Linked DNA regions of Mus musculus: all the other regions are linked to region 3. The links are chromatin loops, found by intact Hi-C in ENCODE. Cell type or tissue: heart. All regions are shown on one strand. Each heading gives the region's core, and the rest is flanking DNA. Links, peaks and the distances in the headings are about the cores only. Region 1 overlaps Gm12589 (a long non-coding RNA gene). Region 2 overlaps Tbcd (tubulin-specific chaperone d). Region 3 has its middle 33 kb from the start of Metrnl.

Region 1 (6,582 bases), core at 1,336-3,835, 73 kb after region 3:
TACTTAGGTGAGATTAAGAGATTTATTAGGATGAGGTCCTCGGCATTTTTTTATTTATTTTGTTTTGTGGATCCACCTACCACTCACTTCCCTAGCCACCTCTGCATTTTTCCTGATCTGTAGTTCTACCCACTGTGGTCCCTCCTACCCACTCCCTCATCCTCTGCTCTTCTTTATTCTGCTCTGTGGATCTCCCTGCCACTCCTAGATCCTTACTCCACTCTCCTTCAGCCTGCCTAAGCATTGTCTCTTCACCTTAGCCTCCACAGTATATACCTCTTTGCTTAGAGACAAGATAAACATATGTTTGATTTTTGTTTCTGGTTCTTGGCATATCACAATTCACAGTTCTTGAACTCTACAGTGACTAGTATCTTTTAGATACTAATTAAGTGGTCATTTGGGTCTTGGACTCTTGAAAGCTTAGGATAGGTCTGTCTGAAAAGACCAAGCCTTCCTTAGAAGGTTAGTCTCAACTCTACCTTTGAGAAGGGAAGAAAACTGAAAACTGAGTTGATCACTGAAGCCAGATGGTTTAACTGGTATAAATATTTCACCTCCACTTCAGAAAGCCCTCAAGATTCTCCTGAATGAGATTACTGGGTGTCTTAATGTCCTACCTCCCAATGCCAGCCCAAGTACCCTGTCAGATCCCAAGAAGCAGAAAGCCCTAGCTAGGAACACAAGATCAACTGTAGCATTTGAATCTTGGTTATAGGGACTATAATGCACCCTGAGCATGGCCGACCTCTGAGGGACCGGATGGGTGGAGGGAAGTTGGGGTCTTTCTTGTGATGCATCACCTTTGGACTCCAGGAAAGATGTTCATATGGTTTCCACTGAAAATTTTCTGCTGAGTCTGAGCCATTTGGAGGTCAGCATTTCTAGGTCAGTAGGATGACACTGCAGTCCTGGGGTGTAAGGTCACAGGACAGAGGGGCTTTGAGGAAGGGAGGGAGGGAGGCACCATCTCAGCACTGATCAGGTCTAGGACTCTTCTCTGCCTTGTTTGACATATTCTGGGCCAACTTTTTGTCCAGTCCATTTTTACTTACAGTCCTTGGAAAGCCTCTGAAGTACATACCAGCACTTGCTCTGCAAACACTAAGCTACAGGCTCCAAACCACCTCCATCATCCTCATGAAGACTCTTAGGAAGCAACAGACAAATAGGTGGCTCCTTTTTCTTCATAAGGGGCTTCCAAAGGACTGGGTCTTCCTTGGAGTGAACTTTTGGGCAGAATAGTTTACAATTGAATCTGAGATGGGGAGGATACTTTATCTAAGTTGTCAGCAAGCCTCTGGCTCCAGGAGCCCCTTCAGGTGTTGTTTTCCCCCTAATATCTCATGGGAATTCTTAATGGCACCCAAGCTTCCTGCCAGGCTGGGGTGTATCTGAAGAATGAGCAGAAGGGAGGAGGAAGCCGTGCTAGGAGATGGCTCAGTGGGTAAGGACGCATACTTAGTGCCGAACCTGACAACTTGAATTTGATCTCTGCACCACATGGTCAAAGGAGAGAACAGGTCCCCACACATTGTCCTCTGACTTCAACATGCACACTATGAAGTGTGCACATGCATGCACATGCATGCACACATAATAAATAAAAAAGTTGAGAGAAGGGCTAGGTGCCAGCCAGGACCTGCTGTGTACACCACTTTCCAGCACTAAGGGATGGAACCTCACTGAGGGAAGCTCTGCAGGCATATCAGGGTTTGGGGCACTTCACTGAGCAGACACTGTTGCTCCTCATAAAGTGGCTTGCAGCTACATTGTACAGATGAGAGGAAGTTTGTCGAAATATTCGAAAATACACATAACCACAGGACACAGAGAGATCATACCTGACACATGCATGGCAAGAGATACATGCAGAGAAATCTGGCACATGTGTTTATACACAGAACATATCACATCATGGGCATATGCTCACACATTGAAGACATACCACATCACACACATTCTCACATACGGAGGCCTAGTGGACACTGCCCCCGGATGTGGCTTCCAGCAGCAACTGGAATTCCCTGGGCCGACTCCTACCCTCCACTTCTGCCTTTATGAAGCAGGTGCTAGCAGTTGACCAGGCTGTTTAGTGCCTTTTCTACTTGAAGCACTGATTTTCATATGCATGAAGGAAGAGAAAACATACCATTGAAGTAGTGATGGAGGATGACTGAAGTTCCAGCATCCTCTGACACTCTCCCATGGCCACAGCCTTTCTCTGACCCTGGCCCGAGTCCAAACTTTGCAGCTATGAGGAAGATTAAAGGACAATCTTAGCAGCATCCAGCTGTGCAGGAAGAGAAAGAAAAATCATTTGATGAGAACCTGAGCACTGTTTCTCACGCTTCTACAGTGCCACCTGCTGGCTGTTGGTGTTTATTGGTGCTTTTGCCTGCGTACATGTCTGTCAGCCTGAGGGTGTCAGAACCCCTGAAACTGGAGTTTGTCCATCTGTCATCTTCCCAGGCTCAGGTTTCACATCTTACTGTGTCTCATCTGCCTTCATCTCCGAAGAGCTCCTAAACCAGTTGGCACAAGCTTACTGCACTCAGGTCCCACATGGTCTGGAGTGGGAGAACAGGACATGGTCTCCAGAAGAGGCAAAGTTGTGGCCCTAGGCAGTAGATTCATGTAGGAGTGCTAATCTTTAGTGACCTGTGTAGGCTGCTCCACCCTGCTCACTACCCCAGCCTCTCCCTTTGCCTTTCTCTGGTAATGTAGAGTCCATGGAAGGTAAAGTGTCTTCCTTGGGTTTCACCAGAGGCTGTGATCAGGCTTAGCTGTGAGGCAGAGACAGCAGGTTGGACCCCTGTGGGACCAGAGGTACTGCACATACTCTAGGAGGCTGCTGAAATGCTGTGACTTAACTGTAAGCTGTGACTCTTGCTGGAGACACGCACTGCTTCTTTCCCTAGCCACAATTTCCATCTCACTGCTTCACCCTGACCTCATTGCTTGGCCCCAAGCCCTTCCATATGTGGCATCTGGCCTTTCTTGGGTGCCAGGAACATTGTACAGTTCCCCATGACAGTTGGCTTTTGCTGGAGAGTTGTCTGTGGGACTGTCTCCCTAGAGAATGACAGACCAGTACCAGGTCTCCAGATGCATAGACTCAGCTTGATACTATGTTGAGCTGTTTCCATTCATTTCTTTAACCAGTGGAGTCTTTCCAATCACAGGAGAGCTGTCCTCATCGCCTGAAGTGCTTCTTGGAGTAGAAAACCCAGCACTTGCCTATGTGCTAATATTCCCCTGTATACATGACTGGAGAGATGGCTTAGTGATTAAGAGCACTGGCTCCTCTTCCGAAGGACCTGGGTTCAATCCCCAGCACCCTCATGACAGCTCACACATGACTGTAACTCCAGTTTTAGGGGTTCTGACACTCTCACACATGCATGCAGGCAAAGCATCAATGAACAAAAAAAATTTAATTATATTTTAAAAGTCTCACTGGCCAATTGGCTCTGGTTAGACATGGTTACCTGCCAGTATTCTACTCTCAGTTGGCTGGTCCCTGAGAGCATCATCTTACTCTCGCCTGGGAGTCTGTGGCCGGCCCTATTCATTCATTCATTCATTCATTCATTCGTTTGCTGGAATAGACAGTATGATTTTAGAGAACAGATTGATCTATAGATGATAAAACCAAACAAGGACCCTGGAATAAGCAAGACACCATTCCTTATTTGACAGTTTCATTGATTTTTGAACCCAAGTGTTAAAGCTAGATCTCTTTTCTCCCAAGCATGTCATTCCCATACTCTGCTTCACCTGACCCATTCTTTTTCTCTGGGACGTTCTTATATGCAGGGCTTGATTTTTATGTCCTCTTGGTCCCTTCACAGGGTCCTTGCTGACTGAAGGAAGCCTGTCCCGTGCCCTAGCCAAGACTTCATGCCAGAGACACACATGAAGGGGAGTGTGAGAGCCTGCAGCTAGCTGCCTCCTCCATACGGGTGATCAGTGCAACTCTGCTTGATGAAACTTGTGGTTGATTAGGATGCACGAAGAAGGGCGTTGCTGCACAATTCCAAAGCCCAAGGCTGGTAAAGTGTGAAACAGCGAGGTGTTGCTGACTTTGCAGAGTTCGAGGAGGGAGGGAGAGCCACTTCTGAAAGCCCTGATGCTGGGGGCCATGCCCTGGCTGTTCTTCTTTCTGGCTTCTCTTTTGAAGATAAGCCAACTTCGAAGAAGAGATATTTAAGGTGTGGTGTTCAATAAACCATCCCTATATGACTGAGATTGGTGTCTGAGTGGTTTGTGAAGTAGTTCCCAGACCCTAACACTAGGCCTGCGTTAGCAGACAAAGGCTGTAAGCATTGGAGACAACAATTAAAACAGGTGAATAAAAGTTACTTTTAGACTCTAGCACTGTGCCAGCTACCTCACCCAACACTTCATCCAGTCGAGGGGCAAGACTGCTCTCTCACTCTCCCAAGTGCCACAGCTGTCAAGAGGCTGTGCCAGCTCTCCTGTTCTGATGCCCTCCCCTAAGCCTTTGCCACCAGAGCCTGTTCTTTTGTGCTGCCAGGGTGAGACCCAGTGTTCACTCTCCTGAGTGCAGCTGCTGGTGAGGAGAGGGGATAGCACTTTTGCTCTCATGACTCTAGGGCCAGCTCTCCTGGCTACCACAGAAGGCGAGGGGTGAGGTGAGGAGGGCATGAAGGCATCTCCCCCACACCCATGATGCCTCATGACAGACAAATGGCAGGTCCAGTTCTTCTGTGCTCACACCCTTGGGCCAGCTCACCTACACCTCAGTCACCAGGGCTAGCTCAACAGTGCTGCCTAGATGAGGTGCAGGGCCCATACTTCCAAGTGCTGCAGCTGGTGAGAGGCAGGGATTGCTCTCTAGAGTGCCAGAGCTGGTGAGGAGGGGAGCCAGCTCTGCACAGCCCTTGGATATCAACACGGTTCCAAGCAGCAGCCCAAACCAGGAATATCAGTGTTGTCTTAAGTGGTATCGTGAGCCCCACAGACCCAGACATGGCCCTCAGGGGCAGCACAGGCTGGGACTCCATCAAGGCTTCAAGTAGCAGGGTAGGCTACACACATCAGGCTATTCCTTCTCCCCCTTGAGTCTCCAGTTCTGCATCTCTTCGTGATGCTCAGACTGTTCTACTTCTCTTTCTTTTCGCTCTGTGTACCACACGCTTGCACATTGTGGTGGTTCCCGCTGTAAGTGGGCCACACAGCAGCAGGTCTCTGGGCTGCTTCTGCTCACCCAGGTGCATTGTGTTCTCCTTTTTTTAGATTATCTTTGTAGTTATCTTTGTCCAGGTTCATCACAATGAAAAGACCAGAACATTGCCTCACAGTGAAGTGTACCCAGTACCTACCAGGCTGTGTGGACAGTAGCTCACTGGGGTATTTCAGTGGTTGTGTTTTACAGTTACATCCATCTTTTTCCTTACTTTGCTATTTATAAGGTCACTGCTTTAAATTGAACATTGAGATTGGTTGGATGGACATATAGATGGATGGATTTGAGCATGCCCACATATATGTGTGCATTACAGAAAGCAACTGGGATAAGGTAGGGACCCTCTCAAACACTGTGACCTATTTTGCTTTGTTCTTGGGCAGATGCCCCATGATTCCAGATTATTATTTATTAGTATTATTTTTTATTAGTACAGCTTGCATTGTCTCACTAAAGCAGCCCAGTTCTGAGGCTGGTGGGATATGTTTTTTTTTCCTGTTGCACTAGGGACAGAACCTAGGGTCTCCTATATATATATGGGCAAATATTCTACCACTGAGCCACATACTTAGTGATATTTTATATTGTTTATTGCACAAATATTTCCTAAGAGCCTGCTAGGAGAATGCTAATTAAAAAATCTTTATTTCTTATTGTGTTATCCTTATATGTGTATGGAATTCAAGACTGTCCATCAATTTTTAATTCACATCACTAGAATTTAGTGTTTATAATTCAAAACTGTCACTGTTGCCACTTGCTGCATGTTCCTGTTTATATCCTCCCAGGTTGCACTGTGTGCTGTCTGGATATGGGTTTTGACATCGTCAGTTCAGTTGGCAACTGATACTTTTCTTGCTTTGTAAATACAAATTTTTAGTTTTGTCATCACTAACCTTAAATGTTAAAATATCTTTTTATCACTGGACTATTTAAAAATTTTTTTTCATTTAGGCTTAAGCCCTTTACAGGTATAATAGGTACCCAAATCCTTAGAAATAGACACATATAACTTAAAACAAAGTTTCAGGGAGAGTGGCCTTTAGCTATTATGTTTGTACTCTTTTGCCACTTTGAGAAGGGGTTAACTGAGAGGCCAAGTATTAGATGTCTTCTCCTCTCCAGACAATTGCTAAGTGGAAACTGAAGCCACAGGCATGGGGTGTTGAGAGCTAGAGCCTATGGTGCCTCTTGAACAGATTCAGGAAAAGCACTCCTCTGCCTTGGCACAGCTCAGTTTCTAGAGATTCTTATTTCTGCTTCAGATATGAACTATCTGGCTCTCAATTTTAATTTTCCTTCCTGGACACAATACTGGTATGGAGACATGATATTGCCATGTTTGTTGAGGTTTGAGAGAAGCACCTGAA
Region 2 (6,582 bases), core at 1,387-3,886, 260 kb before region 3:
GCCTGTTCCGCTGCCTGTTATTGTGTGATGGCACAGTTAGTTCAAAGGCACCGTCCTTTGTAGATCTAGTGCCTGTTGCTGGAACGTAAGTCGCCAGTCTTACGGCTCTACCTCTTTCATAGTTGACAGTAAATCTGGATGCCCTGCTGCTTTTTACAGCTTGGCCTACCGATGGCTCCGTGTTGCTTTTTCTTTAGCTGTCAAATTGGTAGGTCATAGTAAAGCAAGTGTGCTTACGTTTTTCTAGTGTTGCTATGGGAATAAATCTGTGCATATGAGGCCTGGCAGCATGAAGGTAGATGCAGATACTAGACTGTGTAGGTGCTGCCTAGGGAAAGGATTTGGTCAGCTCCCACTGGAGTGAACAGGTGACACTGAGGTCAGGCAAGAATTGGACCATGTTGTATGGAAATAGGGCTGGAGAGATGGCTCAGCGGGTAAGAGCACTGACTGCTCTTCCAAAGGTCCTGAGTTCAATTCCCAGCAACCACATTATGGCTCACAGCCATTTGTAATGGGATCTGATACCCTCTTCTGGTGTGTCTGAAGACAGCTACAGTATACTCATACAGTAAATAAATAAATGAATGAATGAATGAATGAATGAATGAATAAATAAATAAATAAATAAAAAGGAAATAGGGGATTTAAACCCTTGAGCATGTCTTATGAGGTGTGACCCACAGGAGTTGAGTCTTTAACTCATAGGATGGCGAAGGGCGCCAGCTGTCCACATGTGCTTGGCTGTACATATTCTGGGAGGGGCTGGAGCATCGTATGCTAGTACCAACCAGTATGTGCTGAGAGGGTTTGTTTGTGCAGAGAGTGGATGTAGCTCTAACTGCCTTCTGGACGACTAGGTTTAGGTTCCAGTGTAGATGGTCAGGGCACTAGAGGGCGAGTGGATGTCAGAATCCCAGTGCTGACTCTCCTGTGCCTGGTGCTTCGTATGACTCCCTAATGGGTATTGCATGTGGAATACCCTAAAGTGAACCCCTCTGTTCCCAGGACTCATAGCCTCCCTTCTGGGCATACAGTTCTACTACTCAGAAGGAACTACCTTCTGGCTACCTGCTGGCACAGCCTTGTCCATGCTCCTACATGAGACTAGCCAGGACAGTCATAAACCTGCTACTTGCCTGCTTGGGTCCTTTGGTTCCTGGTCCCTGTACTTATCCCTGCACATTTCCTGTCAGCTCCCCCCTCCCCCTCCCCGACACAGATCTTTCCCACTGGCTGTGCTGTGTCTCTTCTTGTTCAGCTTCTCCTGGGCAAGGCCCCTTGAGATTGTCCTTGAGCTGCCTTTGGGGACGCAGCACCTTCCCTTCCTCCCTTCCTTCTCCTTTCCCCCTCTTTTCCTCCTTCTTCCCCTTACTCTTCTTCCCCTCTCCTTCCCTTCCTTTGTGTGTTTCCTCCCTTATAGGATCTGTCTAGAGTCACTGAGTCAGAGGTCTGGGTTCACATTGTCAGCCAGATGTTGGGTGGAAGGAAACAGGCTTGTGCAACATGAGGTTGTGGTAGAGGAAGGTCCTTGGGTCGGGGTTGGTTGTTGGATTAGGTTGTGGAGGATATATCTTGAGATTAAGGGAGATACTTGGAAGGAGTCAGAGCTGAGAAGCATGTAGATGTTCCCTGGCTGTGGTGGGTTAACGATGCCCATCTATTTGTAAAGCTGGTGGTTAGTTGGGGCCCAGGAGGGAAGGAGGTAGGGTGGTGAGGCCTCTGAGTAACTTTTTGAGAGATCCTGATGGGCAATCAGCTGCTGGGCCATGGTGGTCAGGGATTTGGTTTCTGAGAGAGAGAGAGAGAGAGAGAGAGAGAGAGAGAGAGAGAGAGAGAGAGAGAGAGAGAGAGAGAGAGAGAGAGAGAGATGCAGGCATCTGACCTAACCTGTTCAGGGATCTAAGATGACTGGGAGGAAATGTGTGTGGTGTGTGGTGTGTGGTGGGATGTGGGTGAGCTTTCAGCATTGGAGTCTTACTGAGCATCTCCTGTGTGTTTGCGTTCCCCTGTAGATTTATCACACGTCCCGATGTCAAGCAGAGAAAGATGGCCAGCTTTCTGGACTGGAGCCTTTGCACCTTGGCCCACTCTTCCTTCCAGACCATCGAGGGTGTCATTACCATGGATGGGATGCTGCAGGCCCTGGTGAGCCCTGCCCCGGGACAGCATGTGGAGCTCCAGCACTGTGCCCAAACTGTTGGTTCCATTCACTCTGTGTTTGAATTACGGGAACCTGGTAGGATTAATTTGCATTACAGGGTTGTGGTTTCATTTTCCACTGCTGTGTGCTTAGTGTGTAAGGCTGGACTGGAGTGGTGGCTTCCAGGAGAAAGCTGAAGAACTGTGCTTCACCACTAGAGGGCAGCGGCGCCTGCAGAACTGCAGCCTTTAGTTTTTTTGTCGTAAAGCAGTGAAACCAGCCCAAGTGAAAGAAGGCAGAGGGCTTGAAACCTGTTTGCTTACGTGGGTTACAAAATTTCTAGTTCCCGAGTTTAAATACAGACACTGGGGCCCGTCTGGAGATGCCCACTGTGCCCATCCTTCCTATTGCTGGTCTTCTCTGCTTGTCTGTTGTATGGCTTTTTAGTACTGACAAGGAGAACCACTCTGGTGTGAAATCTCAGAGGACATGGCCCTATTAACAAGGCTAGGAAGCTCCTGGACCAGTATTCCGGAGGTCACAGATGGACCCCCTAAGGCTTTGTTTGGTTTTGATGGTCAGCATTAAGAAGGTCATGGTGCCTCTCCAAGTCTGTCTCTAGGGTTAATGTTTACAAGGTTACAGAGACTCTCTGAGGCCATGGTATTAAGAGTCAGTATTTTGGACGAAGGCATGGATAGCTGTATAAGGCCCTGGTTTCTAGGGTTTGGCATTCTGGAGGGTGCAGATAGCCTTCTGAAACTGTGCGGCTCCAGGGTCAGAAACCTCTTCCTTGTTTTTCTTTGATTACACTGGATGCGATTTGACAGTAGTTCTTGTCCTTGTCTTGAAGGCAAAGGGAGCTGACATGTCACTTAGAAGTAGGATCCTTTGGAGAAGTCTGAAGGCAACCAGTCATACTGAGTTTGGCTTTTTGTACTACTCCTTAATACAGGTCCTGATGCAGGGTGGGAGGTATCAGGGCAGGTGCCAACAGCCCTGGGAAGGGGACATGCAACCTGGGACGGGAAGGCAAGTCGAGGCTCTCTGGACCTACTCCATGTGCCTCTGCAGCTGAATGTGTATCCTGGTTGTGGGGATGAGAAACGGCTGGTGTCTCTTTATTTTCAGTGATATTGCCATTGCCTTTCAGAGGCCTGCCATTCAAAACATGCAAGAGGGAGGCCTGGGAAAATAAAATGTTTCTTAAGACCTGAGCTTCTGCTCTGCTGCTCTCTCTGAAGACTTGGCGGCTCCAGATGGGCGTTAGTTCATTTTGTTAGGTCTACAGAGTTGTATAGCCACCGTTGTCTCTTCTCAGTATGCCATTCCGCATACACACTGCATCATACTCCACAGGCCAGTGGCACTGAGCTCACCTGTCTGGGAGGTGACTTTTATGTAGGATAGGCTCTTTTCCCTGAGCACAGCGTCTGTAGGGTCTGCCCACCCTGTGGCAGGCACGCGTCAGTTCTTCACTACTTTTTCGCAGGCCGAAACTGTTTCATTATGTGACTGTTTTTGACTGTTGTGATTAATGCTACTGGGGAACATAAAATAGGTTTTTAAAAATTTATAATTATTTTGGGTATGTATCAGTAGGTGTTTCTCTATTTGTGTATAGTAATAGATTGTTTTCCTCAGCACATAGAACAACCCCCCCCCTTTTCTTTTTGGTAGTGCTGGGGTGTCAAGCCAAGACCCTTAAACATGACAGGCAAGTACTGAACTATCTATCCTTACCCAGCCCCTGAGAGTTGTTTTTTTTCCCTTTGTTTAACTATAGTATTTTGTTTTTGAAGTTCTTTTTGTTTTTGTTTTGTTTTTTTAATTATAGTTGTGGGGCCCAAGAGATGGCTCACTTGCTGCTTTTCCAGAGGACCCTAGTTCAGTTCCCCGCACCCAAGTTAGGAGGTACATACAGAACACCCTGTAACTAGTTCTGGGCGATCTGGATGTCATCTTTCGGCTTCTGAGAGCACTTACACACACATGTGCGTATACACCCAGATGCACATACATATATCCATAAATAGAAATAAAAAAGTAAAATAGATAAATAAAATAAAAATTAGAAATAAAGAAAAATTATGGTTGCCCCCACTTATCAGTTGTGGTACGCACATGAGCACATACACAAACTAAGTTATTGATGAGATGTGAGGTTCTGCCTATGGTAGATATCTTTGGGGTTTGCAGATTCAGCTGTACAGCCCATACCTTGGGAGGCCTTTGTTCTAGCTGTGGGGAGAGGCAACTACAGAGGTTTTATTGTGATTTCCATTTTGATTGTAGCAGTAGAGGTTAGTGCAAGTTGTGGCTTACCCTGAAAGGTAGTGTGAGGAAGGAAGAGGAAAGAGTGGGGCAGAGGTCACAGTTGATTTATAAATCGTGGTAGGTGTTGTACATTTGTGTTTTAGGTAATTCTGATGAATAGGTAGATAGAAATAGTTTATTTGAAAGATTTGGGTGTAAGTAGGTTCTTAATATTTTTGGCATGAATCTTTAAAATTTTTTTTTTCTTTTTATATTTGCTTATTGCCTGTGTGGAGACCAAAATGCTCTTAATTGTTGAGCCATCTTTTGAGCCCAGCAGCAGCAACAACAATAAAGAGTTCGAAACAACTTATTGAACGTTTTCTGTGTCCCTCATTCGGTTCCAGGGATTGAACTCAGTCTAAACTTGACCAACTGATCTATCTCTGCCTCCCTGCCCGACCTGCTGTCTTCTCTCCACCCATCCATCCCACACCCACCCAGTTCCCACTCCATTTGTTTGTTTGTTTGTTTGAGACAGGGTTTCTCTATGTAGCTGTGACTGTCCTAGAACTCTTGTAGACCAGGCTGGGCTTGAACTCAGAGCTCTATCCACCTGTACCTCCAGAGGGCTTGAATTAAAGGTTTGTGTCACAATACCTGGCTTTCTACCTACTTACTGTGCAGCCTTGGTTTACCTGGGACTTGTAGCCCAGGATGGCCTTGAACTTGTGTTAATATTCCTGCTTCTTCCTCCTGAGTGCTGGATCTCAGGTGTGAGCCAACACCCCCGGCTTGGCCTGAGTCTTGTTGAAAGTTTTCACATCAAGAGAATACAGGAAGGTCTGACAAACCGTAGCTAGAGTCTGTTACTGCATGGTGGTGCTTGAGGGAAGGGTGTTAGACCTGTCTAGCGTGTATATGGGACACATGGGAGGACAGGCACAATTAATCTCAGGGGATTGATTTTAGATGGCTTTTGTTCGGCTGTTTGCATTCTTTCTTGGGTTAGGGACTGTGAGAGGGATCTTGCTTTATAGCTCAGGCTAGCTTCTGTTAGCAAGGGTTATGGGTGTGTCCCACTGGACCTAGCTCAGTCTGCAGTTTTGAGCTACCTGCCAGCCTGGCCCAGGAGTTTTTCTGCTCTACACTTCTTCCTGCCCATGGCAATAGAGATTGTGGCTGGCAGGGTAGACAGGCTTCCTGCTTAGGTGAAGCAGGCTCCTGTGGGAGGTGGTGATAACTTGTGGGCCTTAACTGAGGTCCTGGCCAACGTGCCTGGAGCATTCCGCAGTGACTGCTTTCTGTCTCGTTTTACATTCTTTGCCTTTTTGTTCTTTTTGATCACCTGAGTCTCTGTGTAGTTCCCAAGATTTCTGTTTCTTCTTACTTAGGAGGTGCATGGGGCATAGGTTGTGCTCAGACACTGTAGGGCAGTTGCTGTTCCATTCCTTGCCAGTTTTGCCAGTGGGTTGAGATTCCTTTTAGTGACTTAAACCAGCCAGACATGTGTGCCTTTTATTTGGACATCTTTAAATTCCAGTGTTGAGGAGAGAAATTCTCTTTTTGCTTCCTCCTGAGGTGTAAAAAGGGTTCCCAGAGGCTTAGAAAGTTGAGTCTCCTACACTCCTCCCTCCCCCCCCACCCCCCCCCAGCTGGGTGTGTTGGCAAGGGAGGGGAAGATGAGACCCAGCTCTCTGCCGTTGGGGCAGAGTACTTTGGTGGTTTGGCAACAGCACCTCTGCTCTATCTAGAGAGACTTGCCCCGAGGATGGTGAGCACTTGTCTGACGCAGACAACTGAAATCCTGGGAAGTGGCTGAATGAAACTGCTGTAGACCAACAGCTACGGTGGTCTCATCTCCTAGGGCTCGAGGTGCCTGGCTTGCCACCGCCCTTCCCCCACCCCTCAAGCCTCCGCTCTGGGGCAGCGTTGTCTCCTCAGTCTCCCTCTTGGCTTCTTTTTCTCTCTTAGAGGGTCACTTGGGTCTGATCTGGCTCCAGGGCAGGAGGAAGTTACGCTCAGTGGGTGGAGCAGTTTCACCATGGGCTTGTCAGACCTGAAGGCAGAGGGCTGGTGTCTTGTGCGTGATGAAACTTGCAGGTGTATTGTGCTTCAGGATTGCATGTTTCCTTTGATGCACTTGGCTTCATTTTTATCCACCTGTTCATTAGTGTGGGTTA
Region 3 (6,582 bases), core at 2,171-4,670:
TACACCATTACTCTTGTTTAACAAGGGAAGAAATCACAGCCCACAGAGTTAAGCCTTCTATGCAAGGCCACTGTAGTTGTTTGAAATAGAATGGGCCCCATCGCTCAGATTTGAATGGTTGGTCACCAGAGAGTATCACTGTTTTAAAGAATTAGGAGATGTGGCTTTGTCGGAAGAAGTGTGTTAATGGGTGTGAGTTTTGAAGTTTCAAAAGCCCATGCTAAGTCCAGTCTCTTTCTCAGCCAGCTGATCAGGATGTAGCTCTCAGCTCCTTTCCCATCATCTCTTCCCGTGTGCTGCCATGCTTCCTTCCATGATAACAATGGACTAAACCTCTGAAGGTGTAAGCAAGCCCTCAATTAAAGGCTTTCTTTCACAAGAGTTGCCTTTGTCATGGTGTTTCTTCATAGCATTAGAACACTGACTAAGACAGCCATGCATTGGTAAGTGAGATACTCAGAATGGTTATCCAGCACTAGAGCTATTATTACCTGTGAAAGAAGAGTGATAGAAGCTGAAGAAACCAACTTTCTCATTCCCTCAGATAACAGACATCAGGAGAGAGCTTCCCCTTCTCCAAACATGTTAGCACTTCTGAGGCTTCAAAGATGGTCAGGCAGCTAAGGTCCAGGAAACTGGTCATGGGGTGTTTTCCATCTGAGGAATTAGACTGTCTGGGAACACACTGCATGCTTGTTGGGTCCAGCCCTCTTCACTTATTTGCCCCAACTGGAGCTGACCCTCCTAGTTCAGCTTGTAGAGCCCAGACAAACCATCACTTCCAGCATAATAGGGGAAGAACCTCCTCTAGCCATTGATAGATTTTGCCAGGAACAGCTGGGGATCATTGGACTTGATGAGGAAGCCACACCATCTGTATAATAGCAAATATGATAGTCACCCATGGACATCAGTCAAGGACTACCATGGCATCAGGATGGGACAGATGTATCAGGGCCCTTTGAACCCTTTGGGTTCCATCCTCCTTTGGGTTTGCATCACCCTCACTGCTCACCTGTGCCAGGTCAGTGAGGCTGATTATTCCCACCCTCAAATCTGATTGAGTACTCCTGGCTAAGGGATTGTTTATTGGACCAAGAATGTTGGAAGAAGTCTGGGGACTTGGCACGGGGGATGATGACACTTAAGGCTATATAGTGTATATCGATAACTATGTATTTAGGAAGCATGTGAGTTAGTATGCTTTGCCAAGGCCCAGTTTTGTTTCATTGAAAGCCAAGGTAATAGTGAAGTTCTGAAGCCAGGAAAATATTGCAGGCCTTCAAGAGATGCAGAATACTACATTATCATCTCCTTAGGGGATTAGAGGATACCTTCAGAGGGGATGGACATGATTAGGGGTACCATTGAATGCCCAAGGAGGGAAGGCCATTCCAGGACTAATACTGTCCTGGCCAAACTCAACAATAGTACCTGGCTTGAGACCAAGCAACCAGTGTTGCAGAAGGTGGCAAAGTGGGCCAGGCAGGCTGAATGGCCCTGTTGTGTTATTTGAGATTGAAAGGCCAAACAGTGGCTCAGCTAGAGAAATGAATATCTGATCTTCTGCTCCACTCAGGGGAGAGCCCACTGCCCACTCAGGAGACTTAGGATGCATCCAAGCCCCAGAAAATAGTAGAATGGCCTCACCATCTGTAGGCAATCAGAACTGTCATAAGCCACATTTTTACGCATGTATGTCTGTGCATAAATGGTTGTCTGTGTGTACTCAGTAAGTTATACTGTATATATTCAAATAATTTTAATTATATAAAATATATGTAGCAGGCCAGGTGGTGGCGGCGCATGCCTTTAATCCCAGCACTTGGGAGGCAGAGGCAGGTGGATTTCTGAGTTCGAGGCCAGCTTGGTCTACAGAGTGAGTTCTAGGACAGCCAGGGCTATACAGAGAAACCCTGTCTCAAAAAACCAAATATATATATATACACACACACACACACACACACACACACACACACACACACATATGTAGCAAAAGGTACTATTTAACCCTAGAACTCAATTTTATATCATTAAATATGGGCATACTGTGAAGTCATCGCTATTGTCTGTTTTTAGAACTTTCTGTCTTCTCAACCTGAAACGCTGTCCCCACTGAACACAGACACCCTGGCTCTCCCTCAGTAGCCAGTGCTGTACTTTCCATCTCCATATTCGAATCACACTGGATTTATCCTTCTGTAATGTCCTTAGGACTTATCTGTGTTGCAGTATGTGTTAAGCTCTTTCTTATCACTGAAAATTTTCTTTGAGAACAGCAAAGGGATGGTTTGTTTGGCTCACAGTTTCAGAGGTTTCAGTCCATTAGGGTGGGAAGGTTGTGCTGGAACAGAGCAACTCACCTCTTGGTGGTCAGGAAGCAGAGGGAGCAGCAACAGAGAGAGGCCAGTGAAACACAGATGCCTTAGGAACATCCCCTACCCCCAGGGTTCTACTTCCTCCATTCAGGCTCCACCTAGCAAAAGTTCCTCCCCTTCTCCAATTGTACCCAAATTTTGTCATGTCATAAGACGTGACAACCCCTTCCTGGTCTTAGAGAGGAAACTAGTCTTGCTGAACCTGCTGATTCCTCCCCTGCACATCACACCAAGGCCCTTGTCCTTGCTTGTTTTCACTTTATTTATTTTATATCCTTCAATCCTGCCATCTTCACTGTTAGGTGCAGAAGGTGCTTGCATGTGTGGACCCTGAGTGCTATGACCTCAGGATTGAGGGCTTAGGGCACTCATGTGATGAGTTTAGTGAAATAGGACGGGGTGAAGTACATGCACATGCATGTATGCGTAGCCACGACTAGACTGAGGTTCTGAGATTTCCCTGTGGCCATTCTTTCCCAAATAGACTCAAGTCCCTTATGTTGACTCTCTGGCCTTACCTGCCTCACGCTGTAAGGCTTCTACTGCACCCTCCAGACCACTTCAGACACAGGTATGGGATGATTCAGGAGGCCAGTCTGCCATGTTTCATGTCAGATTCTTCCTTTGAAACTTAGCAAGTCTCATGATAATGAACCAGGGACAGAAGCTGGCTTGCTGCTAATTAGCATTTGACATTCTGCTGTCCCTGCGTGGGGTCATAAAAAGCTTATTCATGTGGCCACCCCCATGGTGATTACATAATCCCTCTGGGAGTTAGGAAGGGAGGGAGGCAAAGGCACATACTGTGAGGCTGGCTTGAGTGAAACTGATGGGATCCTTGGAGGAGGGGACAAGACCAACTGTGTTCCCCAGGGGAACCAGCATATGAGCCAGTGTCTGCCCATGAAGGCCAGTTACTGATGACTCCAGAGCCTAAGATGAGGTCATGCATGCATGTCTGAGGCTGACCAAGACATGTATCCCTGTACTTCCCTTGGGCAAGCCTTCTCTATCTTCTTCTGCCCACTCTGGTAAAAGCTGTATCTTAAGCTCTTAGAGGCCAAGCTCTGGAGGAACTTGTAGGAAGTTTTCAATACTTCAAGTGGGAGCATCTGTTTCTAATTTTGGCAAGATATTGGTCTGAGTTTTCTGTAAAAACTAAACCTACAGTTTTTGCCCATTACTCTCTATTTCAGATGATGAATTACTGGCTATTCCCATGGTGGTGGGTAAAAGAATGGGCAGCTCTGCCCTCTTGAGATGATCTCTTGTCTCAAGCTGTAAGCAGGCCCTTCGGAACATCAGATGCAGGCTTAGCCAGCTGGAAAGTCTCACTGAAGCTCTGTCCTCCCCACCACAGAGTGTCTGCTTCAAGCCTGAACGGGTTAGGCTCATTCAACCTGGTGAGCTGAGAGACTGTCAGAACAACAGTGAGCCTGAAATAAATACTGCCCTTCAGGCAATTAATAACCCACCATGGTTTGTGATATTATTCACAAAGTAGAGAAAGAATGCAGTTCTTGTGCTTTGGAGGGGCTCAGGGATAGAAGCGGTTCTGTTTGCGATATGGTATTGCACTTCCCCGGGGTGACTGGACTTGCAAACACAAGACTTTCTTTTTATTTCTTCCCCAGTGTTGTTAAAGGGAGGTTCTGGGACTTCTGGGTCTCTGAAGGAAGGAGAATTCCTTCAGCTTGTAAGTGAGCCCTACAGGGATAAGAACTTGGCATCACTGTGTCTAGGTTTGAATATGGGTGATGGATTGGATGACGGTCCATGGCTAGCCATCAATATTGATGGAGTAGCTCCTGAACCTGACACACTGGCCCATAGTCATTTCCAGTAGGAATCTTGGAAATATCCTGAGAGGGGACACAAAGCATTTGTGACTTCTGCCCTTCTGTTACATATTCTTTTCTTATTACGTCTTACTATAGGGCTTAGGGAAGTGTTGAGATCAGGGTATGCTCTACTGTGAGTTACTTCATATGATAGAAAACAATGGTTTATCAAGCTGTGCACTGCCGGAGAGGAACCCATTTCACAAGCAGACTGACTCTATTTTGAGGAAGAAAGATGACTGCAGCACCTGGGGATACCCAGGGAACTGCATAATCCCTCAGATGTCATCCATCCTGCACTGGCTAAATATGACGTGTTCCTGGGAATACAAAGAGGACCATCTTATAAGCTTATTGGGAAGATTTTAGACACATGGATGCATTTGAATCATATTGTGGAAATCAAACCCCAAAGGTTGTTGTACATAACAGTTGGAAAGAGTACAATTCTCTCCCCCAGACCTATGAAGCAATAGGCACTTAACCCTGCCATGCTCCAGCACCAACCTGTGACACGATGTCTGTCCTGTGTGTGAAGGACTGAGGGTTACCCCACTTGGTATGGTCCCTGTTATTGACACACAGTCTTCTGCTACCTGCCTGCCTGCCTGTTTGCCCATCTGGACATGGATCTGACCTACTGCTTCCTGATCCTGATCTCTGGTTTGGTCTTGTCACATGTTAGCTGAATTCTGCAGCACTGCTTTCAAACCCAGCTTTAGCAGCTCTGGAAACAGCTCCCTCTCTTACACCGGTCTGCTTTGCTATCTCATCTGTATAGACTTTTTCTCAGCCCACTTCTGAAGCTTCCTGAACTCTGGTATAGCCTCTTTAACTTATACTTGTTTTGTAGCCTGTGTGTGTGTGTGTGTGTGTGTGTGTGTGTGTGTGTGTGCATGTGTGTGTGTGTGCATGTGTGTGTGTAAGAAGATGTATATATGTAATTTACTATGTTCTGTGTGTTTTGTGATATGAGAATTAATATTAAGATTGGGATGAAAAAAACCTGCCTTTTCCTTAGCAAAACTACCAACATGGTAGAATTTTATGATAAATGACTATTATTGAAACTGTTGAACTTTGTGAATTTATTGTTATTCAGTAAATTATGACATTGTAAAAAAGACATAAATATGTTTATCTATTTTTCTGGAATAGTATATTCATGACAGGAGGGGAAGACAACAGAAGACTTCTTCAAATTAATGCCCCAAATAATCACCTCAAGGATTCTCACTCAGAATTCACTTTGGAAATGAGGTGAATGTAGTGGTAGTGCTGGACCCAGGATAGCCAGAAGCAGGGAGGGTCTTGCTTTCCTGCCCCTCTGCTTGGGGTCAGAGTCAGTGCTTTCTCTGTGTGGTGAGCCAGGTCAGTATCCTCATGCCTGAGGACTCATGAACCCAGAGAAGGACATGGAGGCATAAATTGGCCTTTGGTGGTAGAGACAAGCCCTGGGCCCAGGGAACTGTGGCAAGGGTCACCCGAAGGTAGGCCTGACTGGGCCCGATTTCTCCATTCAGTCTCTTGTTTTGTCATAAAACATGAGATGTATGAAAGTCTCAGAGAAGACTTCTCAGGTTTGAAATGTGTCTTCTTCCCAACAGTGAGGAGAGCTGGAGGGCTCTGTGCTGTATTATATCCTGGCCAGCAGTTCAGAGGAGCAGGTGGCCTGGCATGGTTTCCACCTCTGTCACTAGAAGGGTCAGTGGATAGAGCTCTGGCAGGCACCAAAGGGCCCCAGCATCTTTGTCTCCCCTATAGGGGCGTTCCTTCTGGAACGTGGCCTCTCTGACCTGGACAGTTACAGCCCATGGCAGCACTTACTATGCCTTGACTTTGAGGGTCTTTGTGCCTAAGGTATGAGGGTTGGCTCCATGTTCCTTGGGGAATCAGTCCTGTCTAAAAACATCAATGGTGGACAGTGTGACACTTGCCAGGGTTCAGAGGTTCATATCCTAGTTTGTTGACTAACTTCAGATTTTCCTTCCTCCCAGTAAGTACCACCCTCTGAACTGTCTTCTGGGGGAGATAATTAGAGAGGCTTTGGTAAGTCACACAGGACTCTGCTTATACTAGGTACCACCCTCAAGCTGTTCCCCTTTGAACAAGTTGACTGGTTTCTCTGGTCCTCCGTCATGGAAGCCAGGAAGTAGATACCTGTTGTATGTCCCCCTTCACTGTATAACTTCTTCTGCTTCCTGTTCTTTGTGCTAGTGTCCATTTGAATGCTTTCATGGGAACCAGATTTAGGCTCTAAGGCTTGGGGCAGGTGGGGCAGAAGGTAGCTGAGGGGTCTGAGTGATGGGTCTGAGAAGAAGGAAGTTAGAGTCAGCGGGGAGTAATGTGGAGCCTCCACAATG

What was found. Peaks named below come from ENCODE experiments on the same cell type or tissue, not always from the same donor. Only the 100,000 strongest peaks of a DNase experiment are listed, where the experiment ranks them.
Region 1: a loop joins it to region 3, with 2.0 times the contacts of the local background. A loop is called at or near these places in 4 of 42 quality-filtered maps.
Region 2: a loop joins it to region 3, with 2.2 times the contacts of the local background. A loop is called at or near these places in 3 of 42 quality-filtered maps.

Annotation. Positions count from the first base shown.
Region 1 is chr11:121,806,074-121,812,655 of GRCm38, forward strand. It overlaps Gm12589 (a long non-coding RNA gene), which reads left to right. Exons shown (of 3, transcript XR_389241.2): 3 at 3,855-4,253. Among named protein-coding and RNA genes, the nearest start is that of Gm30338, 14 kb to the left of the region's middle. In heart, for the core only: a CTCF peak has its summit at 2,378 (motif pointing left); a DNase peak (open chromatin) is centred at 2,358.
Region 2 is chr11:121,473,524-121,480,105 of GRCm38, forward strand. Tbcd (tubulin-specific chaperone d) reads left to right here. Exons shown (of 39, transcript NM_029878.4): 7 at 2,016-2,148. Among named protein-coding and RNA genes, the nearest start is that of Tbcd, 25 kb to the left of the region's middle. In heart, for the core only: a CTCF peak has its summit at 2,350 (motif pointing right); no DNase peak of the experiment used is centred there.
Region 3 is chr11:121,731,903-121,738,484 of GRCm38, forward strand. No RefSeq gene overlaps it. Among named protein-coding and RNA genes, the nearest start is that of Metrnl, 33 kb to the left of the region's middle. In heart, for the core only: no CTCF peak of the experiment used is centred there; a DNase peak (open chromatin) is centred at 3,139.